Linked DNA regions of Homo sapiens: all the other regions are linked to region 1. Evidence: chromatin loops called from intact Hi-C (ENCODE). Cell type or tissue: chondrocyte. All regions are shown on one strand. Region 1 holds the start of COL26A1 (collagen type XXVI alpha 1 chain). Region 2 overlaps COL26A1 (collagen type XXVI alpha 1 chain). Region 3 overlaps COL26A1 (collagen type XXVI alpha 1 chain). Region 4 has its middle 14 kb from the start of SH2B2. Region 5 overlaps COL26A1 (collagen type XXVI alpha 1 chain).

The links. Hi-C counts contacts between places; a loop is a spot of excess contacts. Peaks named below come from ENCODE experiments on the same cell type or tissue, not always from the same donor. Only the 100,000 strongest peaks of a DNase experiment are listed, where the experiment ranks them.
Region 2: it touches region 1 in a loop (4-fold over the local background); 57 of 110 quality-filtered maps call a loop at or near these places.
Region 3: it touches region 1 in a loop (7-fold over the local background); 26 of 110 quality-filtered maps call a loop at or near these places.
Region 4: it touches region 1 in a loop (6-fold over the local background); 15 of 110 quality-filtered maps call a loop at or near these places.
Region 5: a loop joins it to region 1, with 5 times the contacts of the local background. A loop is called at or near these places in 15 of 110 quality-filtered maps.

What each region holds. Positions count from the first base shown.
Region 1 is chr7:101,362,075-101,367,074 of GRCh38, forward strand. COL26A1 (collagen type XXVI alpha 1 chain) reads left to right here and starts at 801. Exons shown (of 13, transcript NM_001278563.3): 1 at 801-1,116. The coding sequence starts at 959. RefSeq lists a silencer at 1,935-2,174. In chondrocyte, a CTCF peak has its summit at 2,006 (motif pointing right); DNase peaks (open chromatin) are centred at 995 and 1,847.
Region 2 is chr7:101,537,042-101,542,041 of GRCh38, forward strand. It overlaps COL26A1 (collagen type XXVI alpha 1 chain), which reads left to right. Exons shown (of 13, transcript NM_001278563.3): 5 at 2,852-3,008. Among named protein-coding and RNA genes, the nearest start is that of LINC01007, 29 kb to the right of the region's middle. In chondrocyte, CTCF peaks have their summits at 1,939 (motif pointing left) and 2,156; DNase peaks (open chromatin) are centred at 1,680 and 2,840.
Region 3 is chr7:101,504,899-101,509,898 of GRCh38, forward strand. The region is part of intron 3 of COL26A1 (collagen type XXVI alpha 1 chain); the gene reads left to right. Among named protein-coding and RNA genes, the nearest start is that of LINC01007, 62 kb to the right of the region's middle. RefSeq lists enhancers at 1-71, 2,390-3,149 and a silencer at 2,562-2,681. In chondrocyte, CTCF peaks have their summits at 3,079 (motif pointing left) and 3,304; no DNase peak of the experiment used is centred here.
Region 4 is chr7:102,270,006-102,275,005 of GRCh38, forward strand. It overlaps a transcript of CUX1 not described here. Among named protein-coding and RNA genes, the nearest start is that of SH2B2, 14 kb to the right of the region's middle. RefSeq lists an enhancer at 4,129-4,962. In chondrocyte, CTCF peaks have their summits at 2,415 (motif pointing left) and 2,629; no DNase peak of the experiment used is centred here.
Region 5 is chr7:101,438,308-101,443,307 of GRCh38, forward strand. The region is part of intron 2 of COL26A1 (collagen type XXVI alpha 1 chain); the gene reads left to right. Among named protein-coding and RNA genes, the nearest start is that of COL26A1, 78 kb to the left of the region's middle. RefSeq lists an enhancer at 199-1,158. In chondrocyte, CTCF peaks have their summits at 2,266 (motif pointing left) and 2,466; no DNase peak of the experiment used is centred here.

The DNA.
Region 1 (5,000 bases):
CCTTGTCATCCAGGCTGGAGGCCAGTGGCCTGATATTGGCTCACTGCACCCTCCGCCTCCTGAGTTCAAGTGATTGGCTTGCCTCAGCCCAGCCTGTAGTTGAGATTACAGGCACCTGCCACCACACTAGGCTAATTTTTGTATTTTTAGTAGAGACGAGGTTTCACCATGTTGGCCAGGCTGGTCTCGAACTCCTGACCTCAGGTGATCCGCCCACCTCGGCCTCCCAATCTAGCTACAACTTCTCACCCCAACTGACCCTTCCGCCCCTCCCAAAGCTTCTTACCTGGAAGAGACAGCGGGGCAGGTGGGGGCTGGAGGTTAAAGGGGAAGGAGGAGAATCCTGGGAAGCTCTGGTCAGTTTCTCACGGGAACGCAGCGCTTTGATCCAAAGAGCCCTGCACAAGGATCGGAAGACTCGCATTTGTCTGGCTTAACTTTCTCCAGCCTCAGTTTCCACTTCTGAATGGGACCATCGAGGGCAGTGTGGCGAGGATTCACCAACATCGTCCAGGTGAAATTGGCAGACACAGAATGGGCGCTCCGAAAGCATTCGCGGACCCGAAGAAGGTTTGGTTTCAAAGGTTCTAAGGTGTGTAGCGGGGGCCTGGGCGCGAGGTCTGGCTTTCGGGGTGTTAGGCTCCAGGGACCTCCTGCGGAGCTCGCACCCTAGCTCTGCCGCCACTGCCGCCTCCTCGGCCCCGGACCGCCGAGGGTTAACAAAAAAGCCCCACGCCCCCTTTGACGGCTTAGAGCCCACCTCGCCGAATTTGAAAAGGCGGCCCCGGAGAGGCGTGGGCGCCCCCCACACATTTCCAGCTCGCACCCGGGCTCCGACCGCTCGCCCCGCTCCTCTCGCTGTGCTCCCGGCCGGTGCCGCGGGTTCGGTCCGGGCGCCGGTGCGCTCCTGCCGGTCCTCGTGCCCGGGACTCCGGGTCCCCGCGGGCTGCTGCGCACGATGAAGCTGGCCCTGCTCCTGCCCTGGGCGTGTTGCTGCCTCTGCGGGTCGGCGCTGGCCACCGGCTTCCTCTATCCCTTCTCGGCCGCAGCTCTGCAGCAGCACGGCTACCCCGAGCCCGGCGCCGGCTCCCCTGGCAGCGGCTACGCGAGCCGCCGGTGAGTAGCTCGGGGCCGAGGGGCCGGGGGGTGGGGGGAGGGAGCGGACAGCGGGGGCCCTGGCCACTGGGTGGCTGGAGCGAGGCTTGGGGGCTGGAGAGCGGGGCGATCCGGGACTTGGGGGCGCAGGGCAGCGGGGACTGGGGGCTGCAGACACCGGGCAGCTGGAACGAGAGCTGGAGGGGGTTGGGGTGCGGGGCGATTCGGGCCTGGGGGCGCGGGGTGGCGGATGCCAGGGGCAGGGGACACGGGGCAACTGGGACGAAATGGCGGTGGCTGGGGGTTGGGGTCACGGGGGGAAAGACCGAAGGGCCTTGGGTGCAGGGCGATTGGGGGCTGGGGCGCGGGGCGGCGGGGGTTGGGGGCTGCAGACGGGGCAGCTGGAACGAGCGATGGAGGAGGCTGGGGGTTGGGGCCGCGGGGCTGCGGGGCTGCGGGGTTGCGGGGGCTGAAGGTTCGGGTCCGGCTCCGGGGCTGCGGTGGTCTCTGGCCGCGCCCACCCTGTCCCTTCCTTTCTTCGCTTCCCCAACCTTCGCCCCCTCGTTCCGGGCTCCGAGTAGAGGTGGTTCCGACCGCCGTGGCTGGGGCTGGGGCTCTGCCCGGGGCGTTCGGCCGCTCACGTGGCTCTGCCGCTCACCTGCGCGGCTGCGGCTTTGTGTCGCGGAGCAGGTTCTCGGGTGGCCAAGGCCTCGCGTCCCGGGCACCCCTCTCCTATCAGCGGCCCCAGGACACCAGAGGGGTCATTCCCGCCCAGTCTTTGGGGCTGAGGCCGCGGAGGATCCTCGGCTGCGACTCCCCAGCCACCCCGGGACGTGGAACCGGCTGGGATCGGGTGGCTCCGTGGCGGGGTTGGAGAGGGCGCAGGGTCACCGGGCCCGGGCGCCGGGACCCGCCAGGCGTCTCCTTCCTCTCGGCCGGCAGGTGGCGCCATGGCCACCCCCGGGACGCTCAGGGCTGCGGCTCCGGAGCCCGCATTTGAATTTCCCCAGAAAACCATAAGCATGCAAGTAAAAGTTGCCAAACGCCTCGTTTGCATAACTCGCTTGAATTTAGCTTTTCTCATTTAGTGATAACTACAACCTACACAGCTATGACAGCGCTCTGGAATGCACTACCTGTGTCTGTTCCCTCCGTCTCTTTTTTATATTTTAATTTTTTTTTTTTGCAGAGGCAGAATCTCAACTCTGTTGCCCAGGCTTGTCGCAAACTCCTGGGCTCAAGCGATCCTCCCGCCTTGGCCTCCCAATCTCCATTTCTTTTGATCCTTAACAACCCTAGGGTTAAAACATTAGAGTAGTATCTTTCCTTTAGCTGAAGAAACAGAGGCTCAGGATTTGCTAGGCCTAGGAGCCACTCAGGACTGACCTCTTGTGCTTTCTTTCTTTTTTTTTTTTTTTTAATATAGGGTCTTGCTTGCTCCCCAGGCTGGAATGCAGTGGTGCGATCATAGCTCACTGCAAACCTGATCTCCCAGGCTCAAGTGATCCCCCGACCTTGGCCTCCTGTGTAGCTGAGATCACAGGTGTACACCATCATGACTGGCTAATTTTTTGATTTTTTGTAGAGGTGGGATCTCACTGTGTTACACATGCTGGTCTCAAACTTCTGGCCTCAAGAGATCCTCCTGCCTCGGCCTCCCAAAATGCTGGGATTACAGGCGTGAGCCACCACGCCAGGCCCAGATCTGGTGTTTTCTAGCATACTGCTCTGCCTATCAAAGCTAAAAGACAGCTCCTAGTTCTTTTTTTCTCCTTGATATTTACCAAATCAGAGGACTCCAAGATGATTTCTGGCTAATTCCTTAATAACAAGGAGACAGGGATGTTTCATGCTGGGAAGAAATATACAGTCATGGCTGAATAGGGCGGGACCCAGAAAAGCATAAAAGTGCCTCTGGAAAAGTTTGTATGCAATCCTATTTCTCTCATTTTGTTTGGAAATACTTACCCGGGGCTTCTATGAGGAGCATTCTCCAAACACCCACGCTAGTGTGGCCTCTGCACAGTTCCATATGAGGATTGTCTAAAAAACAAGCTTTTCAAGTTACAGAATAATATATACAGCACGATTTCATTTATGAAAAGGAAAATCAGATCTACATCTAGGTAGATAAATGCCTGAAAAAAGTTTCTAGGAAACCATTTCAGCAGTTAATGTTATGAAGAAGTCTAGGGCTGGGCCAGGGGACTGTCCCATTTTCCCTCTGTCTGCTTGTGGCTTGTCTGAATGTTTTTCTGGTTTCTGTGTTTTTTTTGAGACAGAGTCTCGCTCTGTCTCCCAGGCTGGAGTGCAATGGTGCAATCTTGGCTTACTGCAACCTCTGCCTCCCAAGTTCAAGTGATTCTCCTGCCTCAGCCTCCCAAGTAGCTGGGATTACAGGTGCCCACCACTGCGCCTGGCTAATTTTTGTATTGTTGGCCAATAAAAAATGTAACGTTGGCCAGGCTGGTCTCAAACTCCTGGCCTCAAATGATCTGCCTGCCTCAGCCTCCCGAAGTGCTGGGATCACAGGCATGAGCCACTGTGCTTGGTCCCTAAGAGAACCTACTGGCCGGTACGGGGATTGAATGGATGTTTTGCAAGGAGCGTATATTCATGTAATACTTTTGTAATTAAAAGGTGTGGGAAGGAAAAAAAAAAAGGTGTTTGCAGCCTGAAATACGCCTGCAAAAAAGCAAGAGGTGAGGACCATGAAGAGCGGGAGCGAATGGGGACCTCATTCTGGCATTTGGTGGGTTGGAACTTGGGGACATCTGCAGAAACTTGGAAGGGATCATTTTAGCACAAACAAAAAGAGGCTCAAACAAGTGTGGAATCTTCCAGAACTCTTTCCACCAGGATAAGAACAGGGAGAGGATATAATTAGGTTTAGGGAGGATGTGGATGAATCTGTGGGCAATGGATTCCTAAAAAGGATACCAGAAGGTGTTGGGGAGGCTTGGGGCACATTGATATTCCAGAGTGTGACTGAGTCTCTTTGCCCAGAAAGCCCAGCGTGGGCATTGCAGGCACCTGGTTGTTGCCTGGGTGAGTTACAGGCTGGAGCTGGCTTGGGCGTCACATGTTTCTGTGTCTCATGAGCTATCTATCACAAGTGTCCCTTGTCCTTGAGATCCAAGATGTCCAGAAGCTGAAGGCTTGGGGACAGCAGTGGTCCTTGCAGCCTTGGCCTTCAGTAGTGTGTTTACCGGGGCTTGGCTTCAGTTGACAGGCAATGATGACAGGGCTGTTTCTTGACAAAGAGTGCTTTAATTTCATTGTTACTGCTCCTTGTTAACGTCTGATTTTTTTTTTTTTTTTTTTTTTTTTTTTTTTTTTTTTTTTTTTAAAGACAGGGTCTTGCTCTGTCACCCAGGCAGGAGCGTAATGGTGCAATCATAGCTCACTGCAGCCTCGACCTCCTGGGTTCAAGCAATCCTCCCACCTCAGCCTCCTAAGTAGTTGGGACCATAGGCATGGGCCACCATGGCTGGCTAACTTTTAAATTTTTCATAGAGGTGGGGTCCTGCTATGTTGCCCAGGGTGGTCTTGAACTCCTGGCTTCAAGTAATCCTTCAGCTTTGGCCTCCCGAAGTGTTGGAATTACAGGTGTGAGCCACTGTGCCTGGCCAAAAAGCAGTTTTTAATTGTTAGTTTGTTCAAATCAGGATCTAAATAAGTCTGCTTATTGGTTATTCTGTCTTTTCTCTCCCTTTTAGTGTAGGAAAGTCTTCCCCCTTTGAGAGAGTACTTTTTCCTCCACGCTGTTGACTTGTTGAAGACCAGTTGTTCTCTGCGATGTCCACGTACTAGATTTAGCTATTTCCTTCCCAGTGGTGTAGTTAACTTGATCTGCAATGTCCACGTACTAGTTTTGACTAATTGCTTCCCAGTGGTGTAATTAA
Region 2 (5,000 bases), 170 kb after region 1:
GCCTGGCTCAGGCTGGTCCTGATTCCTTTCCTGGGTCACATGTACAGAGTCACAAGAGGGAGTTCTGGGGCAAGAGAAGAAGGGGCATTGGGGGCCAGGCAACCCACAGAGTCTGCTCCATCTGCTCTCCCACTGGTGCAGACCTAGAAGCTGGTCCAGGATTTCTGCCACCCTCTATTCCTGGGACAGGCTGGCAGGCAGAAGGCCAGCAGGGTACCGGGGAAGATTCCTGCTTGCCCTCCCCTCTCCTGCCCCGGGCTTTACTCTCTGACCTCATGGACCACAAACAGTACACAAGAGTCACAGAAGCCTCAGAGTCCCAGCAGTCTCTGGTGCAGAGGGCAGTGTCCCGGCTAGTCTGCCAGGCCACAATGACATCATCAGGGCCACTGCCCCCGAAGGCCGTGGCCTGGTTTTCTTGGCCCCACGCCCATGGCTGCCCACCCGGGTGAGCTCATGCCTGGACAGAAATGGGATCAGTTTCTCCAGGTCAGACACAGCCAGGCCAGGAGGGCTGAGACGCTGGCAGGGGCAGATTCCAACCAGGGCTCCTCTGCCCAGGTCTGCAGGCTCTGTGGGCAGGGGTGTCCCAGTGGGAGGTGCCCCATGAAGGAGAGAGCTAGGCCTTTTGTACTGGCTGGCAGGTCACTTCGGGGGAAGCCAGAGCTTTGCCCAGAATGGGGAACACTAGAGGTTGCCTGTAGGAGGCCAAGGCGGGACCCCTCCCCAGATCTCTCCAGGCTTCACCCTGCTCCCTCCTCCTCCACCCTAGCCTCCCCACACCATCCCTGCCTCCTCTCATGGTCCTCTACCTCCACTTCCCAGCCCTTGGGACCACCCCCTGTTAAATATGGCCATCTGAGTTCCCCTTGGGATACTGCAACCCACCCCCGCCAACTTATCACCTTCACTCCCAAGCCTGCCCCTCTCCCGTGCCCTTGTTCGACTGGGGGCATTTCTACTATTCCCAGCAGCCAGGCCTGAAAGGGGAGACACACTCCAACCTTCACCCCACCTCCTGCCCCCAGCCCCAGGAGCACCAGGGCCTGACGCTCCTCCAAATCCCCTGCGCTGGCCATCCCAGGCCCCTTCCATCACGTGACCTGACAGCCACCGTCTTCTTGCTCCTCTCCAGAGCCCCTAAACTTGGCTGTGGCCCGTCAGCTTCTTCAGGGGTGCCAGTGGCTGGGGCAGGAATCGGAACCCTTCTCTCCTCCTGGAGATTCAGGAGAACGGGGTCCACCCTTCACTGCCGTGTGATCTGAGCCAGCTGTCCCCGCTCTCTGTGCCTCCACGAAGCTCAGCCGGGGTTGAGACAGAACTGTTGGGAGGATAAACTGTGGTTTGGTGGATGAGGCACCACTAGGGGCCCCGGCCTCACCGCCCATTTGCTGGGTGATCTCAGGCAAGTCACTTGCAGTCTCTGAGCCTCTGTCTCCACCTCATTTGTGATGTCGCCGCAGTGACCCTCCCAGTTTCATGGACCCTTCTAAGGACCAGAAAGGGGAGGGGCTGAAAGAATTGGCTCTGGGGGGTTAAGGGGCCCTGGGCCAGGCATCCAGGCCATCGGAGGACTGTGTCCCATAGAGGGGTGGAGGGGGAGCCCGTTCTGCAGCCCACAGCAGGGCCTGAGCCCAGGGGGCCCAGCCAGAACCCTGGGTGCAGGGTCAGAGCCCTGAGCAGCCGCTAAGTGCACCCTGGAGACACCCCTGCTGGGGAGGAGCCCAGAGCAGGCCACTTTGTCCCCAGGGATCCCAGGACTGTCCCCCAGGCCCAGGGGCACTGCAGAACTGGTGAGGGAGCTACTCAGGCAGACCATCTGCCTGTGCACCATGGACTCTCAGCTCAGCCCAGCAGGTCCTTCACGCCCCTCGGCCCCAGGACCCACCCAAGTTCCCAGCAGGGATCTCCACCCACCCTGAGCCTATTTCTGGCACACAGCGCCCCCTGCTGGCCTCTTCGGGGGCAGCAGAGACTCACGGGGCCTCTGAGTCCTGGCTCTCAAGTTGTTTAAAGGAAGGAGAAAGTCTCCCGGTCCCGGGATCTGGGTCTCAGCCACCTTTGACTCCTGCCTCCCTCAAGGAGGGACAGATGGGGCCGCATTGCAGGCTGGTCCCAAGCAATCGTGGCCACTTTTGTTTTTCTGGAAAGTCTTCTAAAGGTCATGTGCCACAAGGGGCCTATTTATACCCACCCTTTCACTCTCCTCCCTCCCTTTCTTCCCTTCCTTTTCTGTCTGTGTGTGTGTGTGTATGTGTGTGTGTGTGTGTGTGTGTGTGCGTATGTGTGTGTGCTTTTTTTTTCTCTCTCTCTCTTTTTGTAGATGTGGTCTCGATCTGTCACCCAGGCTGGAGCGCAGTGGCACAATCATAACTCACTGTAGCCTTGAACTCCTGGGCTCAGCCTCCTGAGTAACTGGGACTGCAGGCGTGTGCCACCACGCCTGGCTAATTTTCTTTATTTTTTGTAGAGATGGGGGTCTCACTGTGTTGCCCAGGCTGGTCTCAAACTCCTGGCCTCAAGTGATCCTCCAGCCTCAGCCTCTTAAAGTGCTGGGATTACAGGCATGAGCCACCACTCCCAGCCAGCACAGGGACTTTGACGGTGTCTGAAGGGCACTCCTTGAACCTGAGGGTCCAGAAAGACTTTCCTGATGTCAGAAGGAGGAGAGGGCTGGGATGGAGGGAACCTGGGCCACGAGTGAGGTTCTCCCACTAAGGAGCGTGACGGGGCACACACAGCGTGGACAGCTGCAGGTCTCATGGGGTGCACATGCATGTCCCTGTGTGTCACGCATGTCCCTATGTGTCAGGCCCAACTGGGACCTGACTCTCTATCTCCTTTGGCCCAGGTCCTCCTGCTAGAAGCAGCAGAACGGCCCTCCAGCCCGGACAACGACCTGCCAGCCCCCGAGAGCACTCCGCCGACCTGGAATGAGGACTTCCTCCCCGACGCCATCCCTCTTGCTCACCCTGTGCCACGACAGAGAAGGCCCACGGGCCCAGCCGGTGAGTGAGGGCTGCAGAGAGGACAGGCTGGGGCAGCCGAAGGGACCTTGGGCATGGCCTCCCAGGGCCTCCCTAGAGAGGCCACACACTAGACACTCTAGTTCCAACATGCCATGTGGCATTTTGAAAAATTAAGCTAACAGTTGAAAATGGGTATTTCACCTAAAAGCCAGGATTTCTAGTTTCTCTTAAGAAGTAGACGATCTGGTCAGGTGCAGTGGCTCATGCCTGTAATCCCAACACTTTGGGAGGCCGAGAAGGGTGGATCATTTGAGGTCAGGAGTTCGAGACCAGCCTGGCCAACATGGTGAAACCCTGTCTCTACTAAAAATACAAAAATTAGCCAGGCGTGGAGGCAGGTGCCTGTAATCCCAGCTACTCAGGAGGCTGAGGCAGGAGAATCGCTTGAACCCGGAAGGCGGAGGTTGCAGTGAGCCGAGATCACGCCACTGCACTCCAGCCTGGGGGACAAGAGCAAAATTCCGTCTAAAAAAAAAAAAAAAAAAGTAGACCATCTGGCCGAGCATAGTGGCTCACTCATGCTTGTAATCCTAGCACTTTGGAAGGTCAAGGCAGGTGGATCATTTGAGGTCAGGAGTTCGAGACCAACCTGGGCAACATGGTAAAACCCCCATTTCTACTGAAAATACAAAAATTAGCCCAGCATGATTAATCCCAGCTACTCCTAAGGCTGAGGCATGAGAATTGCTTGAGCTGGGGAGGTGGAGGCTGTAGTGAGCCAAGATCATGCCACTGCAATCCAGCCTGGAAGACGGGGTGAAACCCTGTCTCAAAAAAATAGATGATCTTGGGCAGGTGCAGTGGCTCACACCTATAATCCCAGCACTTTGGAAGGCTGAGGTGGGAGGATTGCATGAAGCCAGGAGCTCAAGACCAGCCTGGGCAACATAGTGAGACCCTGTCTCTACAAAAAATTATAAAAATAAAAATGAGAAAATTGGCCATCAGGGCTGGCAGTCCCTCATGGAAACAACCAGCTACTGGGTTGCCACTGTAGGTCCAGTCCAGGCTGTGCAGTTTGCCGCAGTCCCCACCATTCCCTATTGTCTTACAGCTCAGCTACTGTCTTCAGTATCTGCCCTGCTCCTTGGCTTCTGCACTTATGGCCCCCAGCCCAGCCTTGCTGGGTTCAATTTTGCAGCATTCTGCCTGGCCAGGGAGCAGGAACTTACTGCTTCCCACCTCTTTCTGGGGTTTGCTCTCTGAACTCTCTGGCTGGAATTGGAGGACATCTGCCCCCCTGCCTTCCTGCCACACTTTTACAATTTTATTTTATTTTATTATTTTATTTTGAGACAATGTATTGCTCTGTCACTGAGGCTGGAGCACAGTAGTATGATCATAGTTCACTGCAGCCTTCATCTCCGAGGCTCAGGTGATCCTCCTGCCTCAGCCTCCCAAGTAGTTGGGACTACGAGTGCACACCACCACACTTGGCTTTTTTTTTTTTTTTTAATTTTTAGTAGAGACGAGGTCTCACTGCGTTGCCAGGCTGGTCTCAAACTCCTGGCCTTAAGCAATCCTCATGCCTCGGCTTCCCAAAGTGCTGGGATTTACAGGTGTGAGCCACCATGCTTGGCCCTGGCCACATTTTAAAGTTAAGGGGAAGAATTTTCCCTCTGCAGATTCTACCTACTGGTCTGGGCTCTGCCACCTGGGGCTGTAATTACCTTTGCTTTAATCACAATTGTAATAATCATAGTTGCAATCGATGAAGCCCTCCTGGTTGCCAGACACTGAGGTGGGGCTTTATCCTGGAGGACATTTAGCAAACAACACCTGTCTATAAGGCTGAATCCAGGGGTTGAAGGCTGAGGTCTACCATGAGTGGTCAGGATCTGCACTGTGCCAGTTATTAAATATTTTCATATCAGATATGAAAATATTTCAAATACAGATATAATTTTTTTTTTTGACATGGAGTCTCACTCTATCACTCAGGCTGGAGTGCAGTGTCGTGATCTCGGCTCA
Region 3 (5,000 bases), 140 kb after region 1:
TAATCCCAACTTTGGGAGGCTGAGGCGGGCAGATCCCTTGAGGTCAGGAGTTCCAGACCAGCCTGACCAATATGGTGAGACCCCATCTCTACTAAAAATACAAAAAATTAGCCGGGTATGGTGGCGAACGCCTGTAATCCCAGCTATTCCAGAGGCTGAGGGAGGAGGATGGCTTGAACCAGTGAGCAGAGATGGCGCTATTGCACTCAGCCTGGGTGAAAAAAAAAAGTTATGTGTGTGGATGAATGCACGTGGGTCTGGGTGTGCACGTGTGTAGATCCATGTTGGGTGGGTGTGCCCGTGTATGTGAGCACTCTCTGTGATTGTGCAGAAGTGTGTATGTGTGTTGTGTGTGTGCATGACTGTGAGTGTGCATGAATGTGTATGAGTGTGTTGTGTGTATGCATGAGTGTGATGGGTGTGTGGGCACTCTGTGTGTGCATGGGTGCATGTGTGTGCCTAGGTGTGTGCATGAGTATGACCACTCCATGTGTGTGCATGACTGTGAATTTACTTTGTTTTTGTGTGTACATGAGTATGTGTGTATACTTTTTTTTTTGGATGGAAAGAGGAGTTTGTTAAGGAGTATTAACTCACAGGATCACGAGGTCCCACAATAGGCCGTCTGCAAGCTGAGGAGCAAGGAAGCCAGTCCGAGTTCCAAAGCTGAAGAACTGGTAGTCCGATGTTCGAGGGCAGGAAGCATCCAGCATGGGAGAAGGATATAGGCTGGAAGCCTAGGCCAGTCTAGTCTTTTCACATTCTTCTGCGTGCTTTGTGTTTTGGCCACACCGGCAGCTGATTAGATGGTGCCCACCCAGATTGAGGGGGGTGGGGTCTGCCTTTCCCAGTCCACTGACTCAAATGTTAATCTCCTTTGGCAACACCCTCACAGACACACCCAGGATCAATACTTTGCATCCTTCAATCCAATCAAGTTGACACTCAGTATTAACCATCACAGCTGCCTTCTCTTATAAGACGGGGAAACTGAGGCCCAACAGCCCAGAGATGGACAGACACTTGCCTAAGATGACACAGTGGTATTACAGACTAGACCCTGAGTCTCCTGGTCCCTCCCAGCTCGTTACACCTTCGAGGACCCTAGGACAGGAGAAGCCACACTCTAAGCTAGAACCCATCCTCACACCACAGCCCTTGAATTCTCCTTCTGTCCTTTCCCTCTGCCCGAATGGGGTCAGTGGAGGGAATGGACTCTGGGTGAAATCACACCCATTCAGAGCCTTTGGGACAAATATTTGAGAGTCACCAATTACCTGATCATCAAAGACATGCCTTTAACTTCCTGACTGTCCCGGTTGTTTGGGGCGGCCAGGAGGCCCCCTGGAATCCCTACTGTCACTGGCATATTGCAAGCACATGTTTTCTGCACACAGAGCTGCTCACAATAAACCAACGCTGAAAAGCACATTAAAATGAATCGGAGAAGAGAGAGTCACTTTGTAACATGCTTTATTTTATTTTGTTTTTGCCTTGGAAAGGAGCATGTTTTGGCTGCCAATGAAAGAGCTGGTGGGGGCCTCTTAGCAGAAACCAAACGGGTCCAGATTAGACCTACCCAGCCCACCCCCTGGGACAGTGGCTCTGGCTCCAGGGAGCTGAGAGGGGCCCCGAGACCAGGGGTGAGCTGCAGGGCTGGTCTAGAAACTGGAGATCCCGGGTACCAGCCCTGAGCTCTGGGACACTGGATCCCTTTTCTCCTTTTACCTAGCCTCCGTGTTCCTAACTGCAGAAGAGATTCCCTGACTGTATTTGCTCCTTCTGATTAGTCAGTGGGCACCACGGTCCCTAAGGAGAGTGCATTTCTCATAACAGCTCTGCAAGATGGTTTGGACCATCCGGGGATTTCCAGCCAGAGTGCTGTTATTTTGCATGGATTGGTCACAAGCTGAGATTCATACCTTTCTGTCCAATCCCTCTCCAACTTCCCTCTTAGGTGTGCTGTCTGCAGCCTTCTCCTCCCTGCACACATCCAAAAGCAACTCCTCCCCACTCCCTAGAACCACTCCTTTTTTTTTTCCCCCTCACTCTATTGCCCAGGCTGGAGTGTGGTGATGTGATCTCGGCTCACCGCAACCTCCGCCTCCCGGGTTCAAGCGATTCTCTGGCCTCAGCCTCCCGAGTAGCTGGGACTACAGGTGTGTACCACCACGCCTGGCTAATTTTCGTATTTTTAGCAGAGACAGAGTTTCACCACGTTGGCCAGGCTGGTCTCAAACGCCTGGCCTCAAGTGATCCGCCTGCCTCGGCCTCCCAAAGTACTGGGATTACAGATGTGAGCCACCGCGCCCGGCTTTGCCTAGAACCACTTCTAATTCTCCTTGCTCAGTGAAAAACACTACTCCGTCTAGCCAATCTGCCGTTGAAATCAGAAACCTCAAAGCCTCAACTCTCTCCTTGTGACCCTGTTGCAAGGGATCCCCAACATCCCGTGGATTCTTCTGTCTCTACAGCCCTCTCTAATCCATCTCCTCTTTTCTGCCCCTCCTGGCTTTGTTTTTTGTTGGGTGGGGGGAGCAGGAGACAGAATCTTACCCTGTTGCCCTGGCTGGAGTGCAGTGGTGTGATCACAGTTCACTGCAACCTCCACCTCCCCGCCTCAGGTGATCCTCCCACTTCCCCATCCTGAGTAGCTGGGACCACAGGCACACGCCACCATGCCTAATTTTTAGTGTTTGTAATAGAGATGGGGTTTCTCCGTGTTGCTCAGGCTGGTCTCCAACTCCCGGGATTAAGTGATCCTCCCTCCTCCACTTCCCAAAGGTTGGGATTACTGGCGTGAGCCACCACAAAGTGGCCCATTTTCTTACCTTAGATCTCACCCACCTATCAGAACTGTCTCAGCAACCTCCGGTCTCTCCCCACCAAGAGCAAGCAGAAATCTAAACATTCCCCTTCCCTGTTTGAGACCCTTCTGGACTTTCCACCCCACCTGGATATCAGCCAAATAGCACCGCCGCTGGTCCCTGTGGTTTCTTTGTGCAGATTAAGGAAAAAGCGCCCCTTCCTCAAGGCACGTGACTGCCATCTGCTGGAAAACTGCCGTAATATATATAAAATTATGAGGACCATGATATGATGGCGCCCTCTAGGGTTGTGCAAACACAGCATCCTGAATCCCACAGCCTCCTGGCTTTCAAGAGCCTGATGGCCCTCCAGCCTCATGTCTTCCACTCCTTGTGCCTGCTCACATCTTCTCTTCCACTGATCACAAGCTGTTTGAGGCTCTCCAAACACACTGGAGCATGGAGGTGGAGAATGTGGACTTTGGAGACAGAATCCCAGCTCCGTCATGTAACTGTTACAAAATTCCTTAACCTGGCCAGGCGCGGTGGCCCATGCCTATAATCCGAACAGTTTTGGAAGCCTAGGAGGGAGGATTGCTTGAGGCCAGGAGTTCAAGACCAGCTTGGGCAACACAGCGAGACCCCATCTCTACAAAAAATAGAAAAATCATCCAGGCGTGGTGCACACCTGTAGTCCCAGCTCCTCAGGAGGCTGAGGTGGGAGGATCGCTTGAGCCCAGGAGTTTGAGGCTGCAGTGAGTCATGATCACACCACTGTACTCCAGACTGAACAACAGAGATAAAACCCTGTCAAAAAAAAAAAAAAGATGATGGTCTTAACATTTAGGGTGGCATGAACCAACAACCCTCCCTTCCCACCCCTCCTTGATAAACAGATGAAACATTGGCCCCTCTCTCCTAAAGCATGCCCGGGCACAGAGAATCTTATTTACAGGAACCCTCAGAGGATTCTCCCATCACTCACGAAACCTGACCGTAAGGTCTTTCAGCTCAGATGAAGGAGGAGAGACCCCTAATCTTTGCTGGGTGTCATTTCACATGTGGAAGTGGTCACTTTTCAAATTCAGGTCTTTACCTTCCCACCTGTATTAGTTCGTTTTGTGTTGCTATAAAGGAATACTTGAGGCTGGGTAATGTATACAGAAAAGAGGTTTGTTCCAGCTACTCAGCCAGGAGGCTGAGGCGGGAGGATCCTTTGAGCCCAGGAGGTCGAAGCTGCAGTGAGCTATGATCGTACCACTGCACTCTAGTCTGAGTGAGGTTTACTTGGCTCACAGTTCTGCAAGCCTGGCACCAGCATTTGCTCAGCTTCTGGTGAGGCCTCAGGAAGCGTTTACTAGTGGCAGAAGGTGAAGGGGGAGCTGATGCGTCGCATAGCAAAAGAGGGAGCCAGAGATGGGGGAGGAAGAGGTGCCAGCTCTTTAAGACAACCAGGAGGCTGGGCATGGTGGTTCGTGTCTGTAATCCCAGCACTTTGGGAGGCCGAGGTGGGCGGATGATTTGAGGTCAGGAGTTTGAGACCAGCCCGGCCAACATGATGAAACCCACTTCTCTACTAAAAATACAAAAGTTAACCAGACGTGGTAGCAGGCGCCTGTAATCCCAGCTGCTCAGGAGGCTGAGGCAGGAGAATAGCTTGAACCTGGGAGGCGGGGGTTGCAGTAAGCTGAGATCGTGCCACTGTACTCCAGCTCAGGCTACAGACTGAGACCCTGTCTCAAAAAAAAGAAAAAAGAAAAGAAGAACAGAAAACAGCCTCTGATTCCCTCCCTCCTCCTTGCACCTAGAGCAATGGCATCTCACTAAGGCTGGTAAACTCACTAATGGGATGCCAGTCTGGCCAGGGATCACTGGTTCTTGCTGCCAGATGAAGAGTGGGGCTGCAGAGGTACAGGGCAGGGTTCATTCCCACCCCCAGAATGGTCTAGGCCCGGCCAACACGGGTGAGTTGAGGCCCCCAGCAGCTCAGGGTTTGGCTTCCTGGCCTCTTTCAGCACTGGGGGCTCTTTTATTTTTTTTTTGACGGGGCCTCACTCTGTCACCTAGGCTGGAGTGCAGTGGTGCGAGCTTGGATCACTGCAACTCCTGCCTCCCAGGTTCAAGTGCTTCTTCTGCCTCAGTCTCCTGAGTAGCTGGGACTACAGGTGTGCACCACCACGCACGGCTAATTTT
Region 4 (5,000 bases), 910 kb after region 1:
CGGGCCTCCCCACCTGGGTTCTGTACAGCGATGGGGTCCACAGCTCTCTCTCCAGCTCCTTCTGTGTCCTCGCCCCAGAGCCCTGTACTCCAGAGGTTGAAGAACTTGCCGAAGATCGTGAAATTCATAAAAGGCAGGGCCAGAATGCAAGCCCGGTTCTGGACTTGACATCAAGTGGCCACCAGAGATGTCACCCCAGCTTCCCCACCTGCGTGTTCCAGCCTCCAGCAGAGAAGGCAGGGTGAGGCAGCCGGTGGGGGATAGGGGACCCTCCCGTGGCCGGTGAGGCCCTGTCCTTCTCTAAGTACATCTAACTGAGGCCCCTCTCTGGTGGAAGCCCGCACAGCCAGTCTCCTGGCCTTCGCTTCCTCCCAGCGTGGAGTGACAGTTTCAAAGCACAGCTCTGGTTGCTGCTGGGATCCAGCTGGGCTCTGGGACAGTGTCCAGATCCTGTCCCCTGCAGCCTCCAGTTCTCTGTCCACCCCCCTCTACCCACAGCCTTCCCTCCAGTCTCACCGTCTGCCAGCCTCTGCTGCCCTGTCTTACCCAGCCTGTTCTCTCTGCCTCACCAGCAGCCATCCCCCAATTCTGCTGCCCGTGCAACTGGCCTGTGCTCCTATCACCCCAAGCCACCTCTTCAGGGATGGCCTCCCCCAACCACTCAGCCCTGCACCCTCAGATCCCCTCAGGAGCTAACCCAGTGCCCAGAGCATCTGCAGCAGCGCCAATGGCCAGGCCTCCAGGCCAGCTTAACACATGGGCCTTTTCCAGGATAGCGGGCCACCAGCTGGGAACCGGGGCAGCCTAGGATAGAGGGTTTGCAGCCAGGATGCTCACACCTGCACAGAATGTCACCTACATACACGGCAGGACTGTGTGCCCACCCCTGCAGTAGCAGACACAGGAACAAGTGCACGGGGACCAGGCCCACGCACCCCATCATCTCCCTGGTGCCCACGGATGGTGCTGGGAGCTGCAAGTTGCTGCCACCCCAGGGACCTGACCAAGACCACACTGGGGTGGTCACAGACTGGGGGCAGATAAAACAGGCAGTGCAAGGAATCATCTCAGCAGCTTTTTATCCACCCCTCTTGCCAGGCGCACACCTCCAGGGAAAAGGGCTCACTCTGGCCAGGCAAAAGTCACCTCTGCAAAGGTTCTCCATCTCAGCCCTGTCTCTCTGTCCCCCAGGCCCTCATCCCTGAGGTGGAATGTGGCTTCCCTGAGCCTTGTTGGAGCTTAACGCCCTCTTTTTATCCCAGGAGTCTGTCCCCATGGTCCCAGCACGGTTCTTGGATGTGCTCCTGTTTGTGGCCAAACTGAAGCATCCCCTCCCTTGGTCCAGGACCTTCACCTCTATTAATGTGACCCAAGGCCCCATTAGCTTTCTGGTGGTTTCCTCTCCCTACATCTCACAACCGCTGTCCACCTCCCATCCTAAGCATGTGTGGCCGGCTCTGCCATCCCATCCCACAGGCCAGGACCCAAGGACTCTGTACTCAGGCCAGGAGGGCATGGTATTTATCGTCTCTCTGGACCTCTCCCCTTTGGGGTCTCCTTAAAGTCCCTGCAGGTGGCCCAGGGCCAGCCCCAACCCTGCCCCCGACAGTCCTCCCTCCAAGGCCGGGTCCTGCCTTCAGGTCCTGCCTCTTCCCTCATCCCCTCCTCACTTCCGCAGATACCACCTTCCTGCCAGGGACCCAGGGGCTCAGTGAATGTCTGAAGGAAGAAATCCATTTAGGGGCCCAGTGCGGTGGCTCACGCCTGTAATCCCAGCACATTGGGAGGTTGAGGCGGACAGATCACTTGAGGTTGAGACCAACCTGGACAACATTGCTAAACCCCGTCTCTACTAAAAATACAAAAATTAACTGGGCACGGTGGCAGGCGCCTGTAATCCCAGCTACTCAGGAGGTTGAGGCAGGAAAATTGCTTGAACCTTGGAGGCGGAGGTTGCAGTGAGCCGAGATGGAGCCACTGCACTCCAGCCTGGGTGACTGAGTGAGACTCTGTCTCAATAAAATAAAATAAAATAAATCCATTCGGGGCCTGAACGAGGCGAGACTCTGGTGTGAGCAAGGGCTTAGACAGAGCTGGGGGTGGATGCCTTGGGTTTGGTCCCAGGTCGGGAAGCCTCCGTTCTTTGACTGTAAAATGTGAATCGTCTTTTCTGACTCATCTATAAGGACTTGGTGTGCAGTGGGAACCCAGGAGCATGTGGGGGTGAGGCTGGGCTGCCCCATCCTGGCCCAGGACACTAAGCCCAGCCAGGGCAGGTATGACAGCCGGTCAGCAGGCCGCGCAGTCAGGGATGAGTCCACGGAGGAGGCCGCACATACCATTTCCCTGGCACTGCCCACAGCCTGCAGCCTTTGTGCATTTCTGAGGCCACAGTGCCCCCTGGCGGCTGTGCAGCCTACCCCAAAGGACAGCGTCCTGGGTCTCAGGCCTCAGTCTCCCTCTCTGCGGCCCCAACAGCTCACCCTAAACAAGGTTTATTGTTACCATGTTACATGTCACCATTTGGGACCAGAAAGGGGGATCCAGTGGCCCTGAGCCGCACAGTCAACCAGAAACAGGGCCAAACCTCACCCTCAGGGCTGCCTGGCTCCTGGGTCACTGAAGTCCTGCCTGGCAATGCGTGCTTGGGTCTGGGTCCCTTCCCCGACATCTCTCACCCTCCTGCAGGGCAGGAAAGTCACAGTTTGGATGCTTTGTTATAAAGATGACCCTGGCACCTGGAGGAGGGAGAGACAGACAGGGCTGTGGGTCGGGGGACTCCTTGGGGACCACGCCACCCCAACCACTGCAGCTGGAGCCTCTGTTGGGGGCGGGACCAAGCACCTCTGTTGTCAGCCCAGAGGTGGCACCCCTACGCGCCCCACTGCACCCCCGCGGCTTTCTCTGCCTCTCCTACCCCCAGGCTTCCCACTGGACATTATCCCAGAACATCAGCTAGGAAGCAACCTGAGCCTCCTTGCCCCTGCCTGACAAGCAAAGTGAGGCCCAGAGAGGGAAAGGGGCTGGCCAGGGCCCCCCAAACAGCCGTGGGCAGAGCCACATTGCACCGGTTTCTCCTAATCCCTGACCTGAGCTCCTTCTCCTACCCAGGGGATTTCATCAATCCAGAGAGTGCTTGGGGCCAGGAGTGCCTCTGACAGTCAGGGAGGGCTTCCTGGAGGAGGCCCTAGGTCTAATGGGGTCTTCTAGGCAGTGGTGAGTTGGGAGGGAATAGCCAGCACTCTCACAGCATCCAGGCAGCCCTGCTTCCAGACCGTGGGTTGGAGAGGCAGAACCAGGGGAGGGCACCAAGGGTCCCACCAGGCTCCCTCTGACGGCCATGTCTTCCTTTGGCCACAGGACGCTGTGCGGAGCTGCAAGTCCGTATCACTGAGGCTGTGGCCACAGCCACTGAGCAGAGAGAGCTGATCGCCCGCCTGGAGCAGGACCTGAGCATCATTCAGTCCATCCAGCGGCCCGATGCCGAGGTGAGCCCACCCCCCTGCCCCATGCCCATCTCGATACCTGCCCAACTGACTTAGCCTCTGCAAACACTGACTTCCCAGATTAGCCTGTGTATCAGGCAGCTGGTGACAACCCAGAAGGGCTGTCACCTAAAACCATTGGGTTCTCCCTGCTTACTCCATGAATACCACCCTGCCTCCGATTTGGGGTGACAGGCCATGGGGCAGAGGCCACAGGGCTTCCTAGCGGTAGCACAGAGGCCCGTCTTTCCAGGCACTGCCCTGAGAGCAGAGGCAGAGGCAAGGCCAGGACCATGCACCCATCTCCCAGCTAAAGGACCTGGAGCCCAGAGATCACAGCAGGCTGGGACATAAACAGCCCAGGGAGAGCATCTCCTCGCCCACCTCCCATTCTGTAGAGTCCACAGTGGGACTCCGGGAGAGAAGTCTGGGCTGTCCCAGGTCACGTGGCAGGCTGGTTGCAGGGCCAGGGAGGCCCAGGTGTCTGATGCATGTCAAAGCTGAGTGGCTGCGAGGAGAGCTGCACTGCTGCTGAACTCTGGCCTCAGGAGTGACTCAGGGCCCAGCCATCTCTTCTTTGGTAGCTCATGTCACGTGTCCAGGTCCGGGCCCTCCTGCAGCCAGCCTGCACCCCGGATGGCCCCACCCACTCCTTGCCACACCCACCCTGCCATTTGCCTTGGCCATGCTGAAAGGGAATATTCCGTGCCCATTGTGCGGAGGCACCTCCTCATCGCTTCCTGTCACCTGCAGGGTGCCGCTGAGCACCGCCTGGAGAAGATCCCAGAGCCCATCAAAGAGGCCACTGCCCTATTCTACGGTAAGGAGAGGCCTGACCCATGGGAGGAGGGAGGAGGAGGGAAGAGGAGACAGGTGATACCGCCTGAGAACACAGATCCCCAAAGAGTAGTCCCTTCCTCTAAGAAGGTCAGGCCCCCACGCCTGCAATGCAGCAGCAACCTTCAAAGGGTCGGGTAAGGCTAGGTGTGGTGGCGCACACCTATAGTCCCGGCTACTTTGGAGGCCGAGGTGGGAGGATCGCCTGAGCCCAGGAATTGGAGGCTGCAGTGAGCTATGATGGTGCCACTGCACTCCAGCCTGGGCGACAGACCGAGACCCTGTCTCTAAAAAACAAAAAGGTGAATGAGCCCTCAACCTGCCTTTCTGGATCTTAGACTGACACCCCCCACCTTGGGGCCCTGACCCTTCAGCCCTGCCGGTGGCCTGTGAAAGGCTGGTGAGTGGTGGTCAGCCAGGCCTCACTGCCAAAGTGCAGCCGGAGGTCCGTGCAGTGAGGGGAAGGCAGCCTCCTTGGGTATTGAGGACAGAAACTGAGGCTGCTGGACTGGGATACTGGGGGTGTGCCCATGCCTCCCCAGTTCCCCTCCTGCCCCTTTGCTTCCCCAGGGGATATAGGCCTAGTCTGACAGCTGCAAGGGTCTCAGATTCAAGGACAGAGTGACTGGGAGGGGAGTTCTGGGCCTGGCCCTCTGACAGCGCAGACGGGGGTGCTGG
Region 5 (5,000 bases), 76 kb after region 1:
CCGAGATTGTGCCATTGCACTCCAGCCTGGGCAACAGAGCGAGACTCCGTCTCAAAAAAAAATAAACAACAGTAAAAACAAACAACAAAAAAGCATCACTTGGGAGAACCAGAGAGGGAGGGAGGCAGATGGGGTATATGTGGAAAGATGGGGTATATGCAGTCAAGGGTGGGGTGAAGGTTCAGGGCTGGCTCCTCCACTTTCTGTTGGTGTGGACCAAGTCCAGCTCTGCACCTACCTGCCGCACAGTCTCTGGTGGACTCAGTGTTTTCATCCATAAAATGGGACAGTAATACTCTCAGGTGTGAGTGGGCCGAGTACGCAGGCATTCAGTGGCTACAGCCCCCTTAAGTTCCCCTTTCTTTTCTTTTTGTATTTTTTTTAGACAGTCTCAATCTTGCGGTCCAGGCTGGAGTGCAGTGGTGTGATCTCAGCTCACTGTAACTTCCGCCTCTCGGGTTCAAGCAATTCTCCTGCCTCAGCCTCCCAAGTAGCTGGGATCACAGGCGTGCACAACCACGCCTGGCTAATTTTTGTATTTTTAGTAGAGATTTTTAGTAGAGATGGGGTTTCACCATGTTTGTCAGGCTGGTCTCGAACTCCAAGACGATCCACCCGTCTGGGCCTCCCAAATTGCTGGGATTACAGGCGTGAGCCACAGCGCCCAGCCCCCTTTCTTTCCTGAGCTGATTTTGCCATCCTTAAAATGGGCATGTAGAACATTTTCCAGGGACCAGTGAGGGGCTCGCCCACCTTCAGCTCATTCCTGGAGTCTGGTGGTTTTGGCAGACAGACTCTAGGAGGACCACCCCACCTTGGGGTTTGTTTGGACCCACACCAGGCTGAATGTAATACCCAGGAAAAGCCTCAGCTCTGCATCCTGAAGGGGTGCCAACAGACCCAGGAGAGCCAGATCCCTAGTCAGTCGATTGATAGTGATATGTACCTCCTGGGTGCTGGGCAGATGTGGTGGGAGACCTTAGAAAGGCTTCCTGGAGGAGGTGACCTAGAGAGAGACAGAAAGAGAGAGAGACAAGAAAGACCAGCCCCTCAGAGGGCAATAGGGTGAAACCCCGTCTCTACTAAAAATACAAAAATTAGCCAGGAGTGGTGGTGCGCACCTGTAATCCCAGCTACTCGAGAGGCTCAGGCAGGAGAATCACTTGAACCCAGGAGGCGGAGGTTGCAGTGAGCCGAGATTGTGCCACTGCACTCCAGCCTGGGCGACAGGGTGAGACTCCGTCTGAAAAAAAAAAAAAAGAGGTAAGGAAACTGGTGTGCTGGAGATTTGTGAGAAGACCAGTGTGGCTGGAAAACAAAGTCACCTGCGAGGCCAGGGAGGACACCAGATCAAAGCAGGCAGAGCCCGTGGGCCATAGAGTGGACTTGGTGACCACTGGAAGTCATGGATGGATGGGGCTGCTCCACCTTGGGGAGAATCCAGGCATCAGAGGCCAATCTTGTTTTTGCCTCCAAAATCTAAGAGTTGTTAAAGTCTTAGGGGTAGGAGGGACAACACCCCGCTCCAGAGCTGTGTGGCACCTGGCCGGGACCTTGTTATTGGCCCTTAATGTTCCCACCAAGCAGCAAAGTTGACACTACCATGTGGCTGGGGACTCTGCAGGGAGCCTTGAGGAAGATGAGTTCCCTCTTGGAGCCTGGTGTCCTCAACTGAGTGCGGCCTTAAGGCTGACAGAGGTTAAATAAAATATGTACACCCTGTTTTTGAGGGAGGGCAGTCCCTAAACTGGATCTGCATTTTAGAAAGTTTGCCTAGGCCAGGGGCAGTGGCTCACGCCTGTAATCCCAGCACTTTGGGAGGTCAAAGTGGGCAGATCACCTGAGGTCAGGAGTTCAAGACCAACCTGGCCAACATGGTGAAACCCCATTTCTACTGAAAATACAAAAATTAGCCAGGTGTGGTGGTGTGCGCCTGTAATCCCAGCTACTCAGGAGGCTGAGGCAGGAGAATCGCTTGAACCCGGGAGGTGAAGGCTGCAGGGAGCTGAGATCGCGTCACTACACTCCAGCCGGGGCAACAGAGCGAGACTCTGTCTCAAAACAAAAAAACAACAAAAAAAGAAAGTTTGCCCAACTGGACCCTAGCGGCAGGGGCTGGCAATTCTTCATGGGGACAGGAGGCCAGCCTCCCTCGGGTTTTTTTCCAAGACTGGGGAAATGGGCCACAAATGTGGAACCTGTCTTGGGCATTCAGGTGAGACTCAGGGGGGCTACCAAGCTGAGTCTTGGCCGGTTGGGATGGTGACACAGTGCCACCTACTGGTGTGCCCCACGCCTGGACTTGGCAGCCATCAGGTTCCAGAGTGGCATGGGCCAAGCCCATGGAATTCAGAATGAGGGGCCAAGAAAGACTGTGGCCAGGAGCGGTGGCTCATGCCTGTAATCCCAGCACTTTGGGAGGCCAAGACAGGCAGATCACCTGAGGTCAGGAGTTCGAGGCCAGCCTGGCCGACATGGTGAAACCCTGTCTCTACAAAAAATACCAAAATTAGCTAAAATTAGGTTAAAAATACAAAATTACTCCTGTAATTGCAGCTACTTGGGAGGCTGAGGCAGGAGAATTGCTTGAACCCGGGACACAGAAGTTGCAGTGAGCCACGATTGCGCCACTGCACTCCAGCCTGGCGACAGAGAGAGACTCCGTCTCAAAAAAAAAAAAAAAGAAAGAAAGAAAAAGAAAAAAGAAAAGAGCATCTCCAGAGGGATGAGCTCAGTTTCTGAATCAGGGGCCCGAGATCAGTCCCTGTGTGTAGATGAGAGGGAAAACCTTTGCCTGTACTGAACGAACACAAATTAGTATTACTGGGCTCTGGAACCAATTCTGCCTGGGTTCAGATCCCAGTTCCACCACCTTGACAAAGTTGCTTAACCTCTTTGTGCCTCAGTTTCCTTGTCTGTAAACTGGGAATAATGGCCTCTGTTGTTCTCAGTCAGCTTATGTAAACCACTCAGTACACTGTGAGTCTGCAATTGAAGCTACTATTATATTTATATATTTTTTAAGACAGAGTCTCCCTCTGTCACCCAGACTGGAGTGCAGTGGTGCAATCTCAGCTCACTTCTATCTGTGTCTCCCAGGTTTAAGCGATTCTTGTGCCTCAGCCTCCTGAGTAGCTGGGATTACAGGCGCCCACCACCATGCCCGGCTATTTTTTGTGTGTGTGTTTTTAGTAGAGATGGGGTTTCACCATGTTGGCCAGGCTGGTCTCGAACTCCTGGCCTCAAATGATCCACCTGCCTCAGCCTCCCAAAGTGTTGGGATTACAGGCGTGAGCCACCGTGCCCGGCCTATCATACCTACTTTTATTGTTCTCATGACCATCTTCATCATTCCAAGTGTGGATTGAAGTGAGAGTGTCTGGTGCATCTGGAGGGCTCCCGCCTGGTGGGTGAGGGCCAGAGGTGTCTGTGTGAGGTGGAGGAGGGCCAGCACATTTGGCTCAGCAGCCCGGACTCTCTCCTGATGACAGTGGGGACGGCCGAAGGGTGTGGGTTGGGAGGAATGAGGTCAGGTCTGTATTTTGCAAACCCAGCATCCATGCACCCCTCCTGCACTCACAGCCTTACACCAGGCATCCTGGTCTCCCTGGTATCCTCATCATACAGACCAGGAAACAGGCTCAGAGAGGTTTAGGTACCTGTGCAATGTTGTATAGTGAATTAGGGACAGAGCCCAAATGCCAGGCTTGCACTCCTGAGCCCAGGGCTCCATTGATCCCATCGTGCAGAGGTTAAGGGAGGGACCTGATTTTTTGGCATCAGCTGTGCTCAGCAGGGTGCAAACAACAGCAGCTTGGCCCTTGCGCCTGCCCCGGGCCCTGGGTGGACTCTGTAGTTTTTCTGGTCTCTCGTAGTCGGAAGACCATTTCAGGAATTAATTTTAAAACTGCCATTTTTAATCTAAACAAAAGCTCTCCTCTGTCCAAGCTGGGCCTGCTTTCGGCTGGCAGATCTGCGGCAGCAAGAGGGTTGTGAGCCCTTTCTGTTTTTCTAGGTCTTTCTTTTTTTTTTTTTTTGAGACAGAGTCTTGCTCTGTCACCCAGATTGGAGTGCAGTGGCACGATCTCGGCTCACTGCAACCTCCGCCTCCCGGGTTCAAGGAATTCCCCTGCTGCAGCAGACTCTGTCTAAAAACAGAACAAAAGATATGGCATAGAAACATATTTGGGGTTGAAATATTTTGATTTCCTTCCTTATCTGCCATGCGATGTTATGCTAGAGCCTGGTTGGAAAGCCAGCCACATCATATAGGGTTAAAATAGAACCTGTGTGATGAGGCTTTGTGGTTTGAAAGGCGTGACTCCCCAGGCTCCTTAGATAGGAATCTGGGCAAGAGAAGAAAACGGTCAGAGGTTAGTCCTCAGGTATGTGAGCGTGTTTAGTGTGTTAGTGTGAGGCTGAGTGTGTGTTTATCCAAGCGTGTGAATAGGTGCATGTGTGTGTACATAATTGCGTACAAGTGTGTGACTGTGAGTGTGCATGAGTGAGTCTGAGGGTGCTGAGCACGTGTTTGTGTGAGTGCGTGTGTGGAAGTGTGCACGAGTGTGTTTGTGCGAGTGTGCAAGCACGAGTGTGCACACGAGTGTGAGAGAGCAAATGAGTGTGTGACTGTGTGAGGGTGTGCGTATGTGTTAGTTTGTGAGAGCTTGCAAGTAAGTTTGTGCAAGCGTGTGAAGGTGTGAGAGTGTGTGAGGGCACGTGTGTCCTCACATGGGTATGTGAATGTGTGTGCATGTATGTGAGTGTGTGTTTATTGTGAAAATCGTGTATTTGTACTCATCATCGCATACCAGAGTCACTTGCTGTAAGGAGGGGTGACCTTGGAACTAAGGCTCTGCCACCTCTTTCCAACCCCCCATCCTGCACTGGATTGCCCAGTTGCTCCCAAAAGCTGGGGGCTTTGCTCTCCAGCTCACAGCTGTGGGCACCTCTCCTGGTCATCTCCTACCTCCTGTCCCAGCTGCACACAACCACGCTAC